2 separate regions of the Homo sapiens genome follow, and region 1 is linked to region 2. The links are chromatin contacts, found by Hi-C or POLR2A ChIA-PET in ENCODE. All regions are on one chromosome and are shown on one strand. Each heading gives the region's core, a stretch centred on a gene start or an enhancer-like site at or near the end of the contact. The rest is flanking DNA. Distances are from core to core; before and after follow the strand shown. Region 1 holds the start of ASPHD2 (aspartate beta-hydroxylase domain containing 2). Region 2 has its middle 55 kb from the start of MIR6817.

Evidence for each region. Hi-C counts contacts between places; a loop is a spot of excess contacts on that map. ChIA-PET counts read pairs that join two places held with the same protein, here RNA polymerase II (POLR2A). Pooled maps may share reads with other maps.
Region 1: a loop to region 2 is called in a pooled map, with 6 times the contacts of the local background. The contact joins the promoter of ASPHD2 here to the enhancer-like site in region 2. A Hi-C loop is called at or near these places in 1 of 168 maps with a recorded cell type or tissue (CD8-positive, alpha-beta T cell), 2 of 37 single-sample maps with no recorded cell type and 8 of 50 pooled maps. POLR2A ChIA-PET finds 5 or more read pairs at or near these places in 1 of 52 experiments (activated CD4-positive, alpha-beta T cell).

What each region holds. Positions count from the first base shown.
Region 1 is chr22:26,427,934-26,430,633 of GRCh38, reverse strand. It overlaps ASPHD2 (aspartate beta-hydroxylase domain containing 2), which reads right to left and starts at 1,374. Exons shown (of 4, transcript NM_020437.5): 1 at 1,148-1,374. RefSeq lists silencers at 1,224-1,283, 1,404-1,533.
Region 2 is chr22:25,399,588-25,402,287 of GRCh38, reverse strand. It overlaps the pseudogene LRP5L. Among named protein-coding and RNA genes, the nearest start is that of MIR6817, 55 kb to the left of the region's middle. RefSeq lists enhancers at 1,032-1,211, 1,322-1,421, 1,582-1,641. Within about 2 kb of position 1,292, at least 23 of the 41 ENCODE cell types and tissues checked have a DNase peak (open chromatin) inside an H3K27ac peak, as active enhancers do.

The sequences.
Region 1 (2,700 bases), core at 125-2,624, 1.0 Mb before region 2:
TTCAAACATTTGATCCTCACAGCTACCTAGTGACAACTCCCCATCTACCCAGTGGGGAGAGGAGAGACTCTCTCCCCCGACAGCTCCTTGCCCAGTGACCACAGTAGCTTCCAGCTTCCTTCGCACATCTGTTCATTGTCATCTGTGTTATTTCTGTCCTCATCAGGGATGGGGACATCTCATTGCAGCTCTGCACTTTAATAATAAGCAACCCCAGATCTTCCAGCTCAGTTGGCTCTGGGGAATTGAGTCCAAATCCATGGCCAGTTGGAGAGCAAGTCCAATCCAAGACAACTTCTCACACCATGAACACCTGGGAGAGCCGGTGTCAGGCCTGACCTGGTCAGCCTAGTTCAGATGTCCATTCCCAGAGGCTGCCTAATGCCAAAGAGTGTCTGCTCACCCTCAGGATGAGGCCAAGTCACCCTGGAAGCCCCCCAGTGAGCAGCACTGGGCAAGGTGTGTGATGCCTGTCACCCTCTCCACTCAGGAGCCAGAGAGATGCCGTGGGGCCAGCCCTTCCCGGTGCAGACCTGGGGACCTTCCCTCTCTTGGCCAGCTTCTCAGCACCCACCTGCCCTGGAGAGTGGGAAAGAGGGGAGGGCTGAAGATGGGTTAGCACAGATGGTGACCACCAGGAGGTCAGGGGAGGAGGGGGATGGGACGATGGAAAGGTGAGTGTTGCCCGGAAAAGTGGACGATCAGCTCAAGATTGTGGAAGGAGGTTTATGGCGCCTCATAATTCGTGGGACAGGGGAGGAGGGTCACCACGTGAAATATGGGAAGTGGGTGATGCTGAGGGCTGGGGGAGGGGACAGGAGGTGAGGAAAGAGGGGTCACAGGGGAGAAGGGAGATGGAGGAAGGGACCACGATGGGGCAGGGAAGAGGAGTAGGAGGAGGTCTAGGGAGGGTGATGCCCGGCTCCGAGGCGGCGGCGCTTAGCACGTACGAGCACTGGCCTCGGCCGGGCCGGGATGCGGGCGCCCGGGTCCCGGAGCATCCTCGGCGGGGGCGGCGGCGGCGGCGGCGCCGGTAAGGGAGGGCCGTGGGCCTGCAGCTGCCGGGCTCCCGCCTCCAACCCCTGTCCTGGGGTCGGCCCAGCCGCGCCGCCCTCCCGCCCCGGCAGCCCCCGGAGACGAAGCTTACCTGCGCCCGGGCGCGCGGACGGCTGCCGGGACCCAGGAGACGCCGCCGCCCGAGGGCGCGGACCCGCGGACGGCCCCTGCCCGGCGCCGCGGAGCCGCCGCCTGGCTGCTGCCCAGCCCACGCCGCGGGAGCCCGAGCCGGAGCCCGAGCCCGAGCCTAAGCCGCGCCGGTGCCCCTGCCGGTGCCGACGCCGCGCTGCGCTCCGCGGGGCCGCGAAGACCACAACTCCCACAATGCCGCGCGCGCTGGGCCGCCGGGGGAGGGGGTACGGGGGGGCGGGGCCTGCGGGGCGGGGCCGGGGACCCCCCTGCACCCGGCACCTGCGCTCGCAGTGCGGGAGGCGACCCGAGGCCGCGCCCGCCGCCGCTCCGGAGGGTCCTGGCAGTGCGCCCCGAGACGCAGCGCCCGCCCAGCCCGAGGTTGCGCGCAGGCGGCGACGGGCGTGCAGTCATTCATTAAGAAAGGCTCGCGTCGCTTCCTTCGCTCTTTCGTTTTTCGCTCTGTGTCTTTCTCAGTTCTCCCTCCCTCTGTCTCTCTGTTCCTCTCTGAGTCGCCCTCGTCTCCATTTCCTCCTTTTCATTCTCTTTCACTTCCCCCCCACCTCACTTCCTCTCGCCCTAACGCCTTCTTTCCTTTATTGATGGACTCAACACGGACTTCTGAGGCCCTCAGGCACTTGGAATGGAACCGCAAATCAAACCAGATTCTTAGTCTCATGGAAAACTCATTCGCTCAGTACAGTAATGATGGGCCAGCCTGGGTCCCCGTCCCTGCCAGCTGCGCTGAGCGTGCGCGGTGAGCGCTCAGGCCCGCCCTGCCCTCAGTGAGCCACCGTCTAGCGGGAGGGGACCCTCACCCCCGGGTAGGGTTTAGGAGGGGAAGTACAGGCAGGACGGTTGTCTGACCAGGGGACTGATGAGCTGCGAATGGAGGCCCCAAGGAGGCTGCTTGGAGGAGGTGACGTTTGAGCTAAGACCTGGGGGAGACTAACAGTGGCTACGGGATGTGTTAGGGGCGCCAGGGAAACTGCATGGGTGGGTTCTGGGAGCATAGAGTAGGATGGCCCGCCCACAATCCATCTGTCTCTGTCCCAGACCCACCTCTCTTGTGTCCCAGAATTTATCTCTAACATGGCCCAGAAGCCACCTCATGTCTGTCCCAGAATCCATTTCTCATCCCTATTCCAGAAGCCACCTTCACCCTGTTCCAGAACGTACCTCCTTCCTGTTCCAGAACCCACCTCCCTCCCTGTCCCAGGACCCACCTCCACCCTGTGCCAGAACTCACCTCCTTCCTGTTACAGAACCCACCTCCTCCCTCTTCCAGAACCCACCTCCTCCCTCTTCCAGAGCCCACCTCCTCCCTCTTCCAGAACCTACCTTCTTTCTGTCCCAGGACCCACTTCCACCCTGTCCCAGGACCCACCTCCTCCCTGTCCCAGGACCCACCTCCACCCTGTCCCAGAGCCCACCTCCTCCCTATTCCAGAAGCCACCTTCACCCTGTTCCAGAACATACCTCCTTCCTGTTCCAGAACCCACCTACTCCCTGTCC
Region 2 (2,700 bases), core at 43-2,542:
CTGTGAGAGGTCCTTAGAGGCCAGATCATGCTGTGGAGTCTCACTGTGATCCAGAAGGCAGTGGAAGCTACTGGAAGGCTTTAGGCAGGACTGATAGGAAATGAAAGCTGAAGCCAGACCTTTCCTAGGTGAAAAGTGTCAAGTTGATCTTTTTTTTTTAATTGAGGTGAAACTTACATGATATAAAATTAAAGTATACAAGGCAGGCATTTAGTACATCCACAGTGCTTACAACCATCACTTCTATGAAGTTAGAAGAGATTTCCATCACCCCAAAGTAAAACCCATACCCATTGCACAGTGACTTCTCGTTCCCTCTCCCCCGACCCCCTGATGAGCACCAGTCTGCTTTCTGCCTCTATGGCTCTGCCTGTTCTGTGCATTTTGTATGAAGGGAATCATACAATACATCGTTGTTTTTTGTGGCTGACTTCCTTGGTTACTGTAATGTTTTCAGGGGTCATCCAAGTAGTCCCAGGTATGGGTGTTTCAGCCTTTTTTTTTTTTTTTTTTTTGAGATGGAGTCTTGCTCTGTTGCCCAGGCTGGAGTGCAGTGGCACAATCTCGGCTCACTGCAACTTCTGCCTCCTGGATTTAAGTGATTCTCCTGCCTCTGCCTCCCAAATAGCTTGGATTACTAATGGGTGCTCGCCACCACACCCAGCAAATTTTTGTATTTTTAGTAGAGACGGGGTTTCACCATGTTGGCAAGGCTGGTCTTGAACTCCTGACGTCAAGTGAGCTGGCAGCCTCGGCCTCCCAAAGTGCTGGGATTACAGGCGTGAGCCACCATGCCCGTCCTATTTCAACCCTTTTTGTGGCTGAATAATATTCCATTGTGTGGAGGGACCACATTATATTTGTCAGTTCATCCACTGATTGGATTGATATTGGTTGGTTGTGTCTCCCAGCCAGCATGAACAGGGCTCATGCGTCCTGGTGGAGGTGGCTGGTGGGAGGATCTGGCCTGAGACTCTCCTGCTGAGTGAGGTTCAGGAATGAGCCAGGTGATGAGAATGAGCTGGGTAGTCAGTGTTGGCCTCTGAGAGGAGGGGCCTGGGCCCTGAGAGGAGCCCTGGGAGGGCAGGGTGAGGGCCAAGTTCAGGTTACAGAAGCTGTGAGACAGCCGGACATTTGTGGTTTGAGGCCTTGGAGACAATGCGCTCTCCAAACAGGGAGTCTGTTGGGGAGGCCCTGGCAGGAGCTGGGGCTGCATCCAGCCCCTTGGCTTGGTGGCCTCGTTCACTTATTTGTTCAGGAAGCAGCAGGGTCTGGGCTCCATGCCAGGCCACCCTGGAAGGCTGTCCTGGGGCAGCGCAACCCAAGCATGAAGGGCGGAGGCGGCTGTGGCTTGCTACGAGCTGGCGCCAGGGACCCACTGGCTGGCTCCAGCTGCTCTCTGCATTCTCTTCAGCTCTGGAGAGCTGTGTGCCGGCCCTCAGCCTGAGTTTCCTCATCTGCAAAATTGGGACGATGGTGTCCACCTTGCCGGTGCTGGTGGGGTCCCAAGAGCTGTTGTCTGGGGTAAGGGAGCTGGGGGCCAAAAGCTCATGCCCTGGGGCCCCAGCTGTCCTTTGAAGAGTACCCTGAGGGTGTGACTGAGAGCCAGTCCCCAGCACCCTTGTCCAGATGGGGACCAGGAGGTGGGTGAAGGTATTTGTGGTCTGAGCTCTGTGCTGGTTGCCCCCGAGGGGGCCTAGAGCCCTGCGTTAAGAGCAGAGCCCAGCCGGGCACGGTGGTTCACGCCTGTAATCCCAGCACTTTGGGAGGCCGAGGCAGGCAGATCACAAGGTCAGGAGATCGAGACCTTCCTGGCTAACACGGTGAAACCCCATCTCTACTAAAAATACAAAAAACTAGCCGGGCGTGGAGGCAGGCACCTGTAGTCCCAACTACTCGGGAGGTTGAGGCAGGAGAATGGTGTGAACCCGGGAGGCGGAGCTTGCAGTGAGCCGAGATTGGGCCACTGCACTCCAGACTCGGGGACAGAGTGAGACTCCGTCTCCAAAAAAAAAAAAAAAAAAAGCAGAGCCGGATGCTGGCCCTATCCCTTCTTGCCCCACCTGGTTAAATGGGGGCTGCCTTCCTGGGTTGGGAGTTGGGGGGGACTTGTGCCCCTAAGCCATGCAGAGACATGTGCAGACGGGCCGCTCTTACACATGCGGGTGGCCATCCATGGTCCCTGCCCATTTCCAAGGCCCTTGTAGTGGTCCCTGTGCTCCAGGTCCAGTCTCTGGTTTCCAGTTTGTCATGGTTTGCCTGTCGCCTTGTAGGGGGCAGTTGACGCTTTGCTGGCCTGGCTCATGGTGTGCCAGAGCCTGTGGCTGCTGCGCAACTGTGCCTCTTGCTCTCACAGTGGCAGGAGCCTCATATTCTGATTGAGCCTGATGGGCTGGAGGATCCTTCACAGGGTCACTGTTCTCTGTCCCTCGTGCTTGGGATCTCCTGCCGTGGACCCCCTGGGAGGTTGTCTTGCGGGTGGGGAGATTGTGCTTTCTGGGTATTTTCTTTTTTTTTTTTTGAGACGGAGTCTGGCTCTGTTGCCCAGGCTAGAGTGCAGTGGTGCGATCTCAGCTCACTGCAAGCTCCACCTCCTGAGTTCACACCGTTCCTCTGCCTCAGCCTCCTGAGTAGCTGGGACTACAGGCACCCGCCACCAAGCTTGGCTAATTTTTTGTATTTGTTTTTTTAGTAGAGACG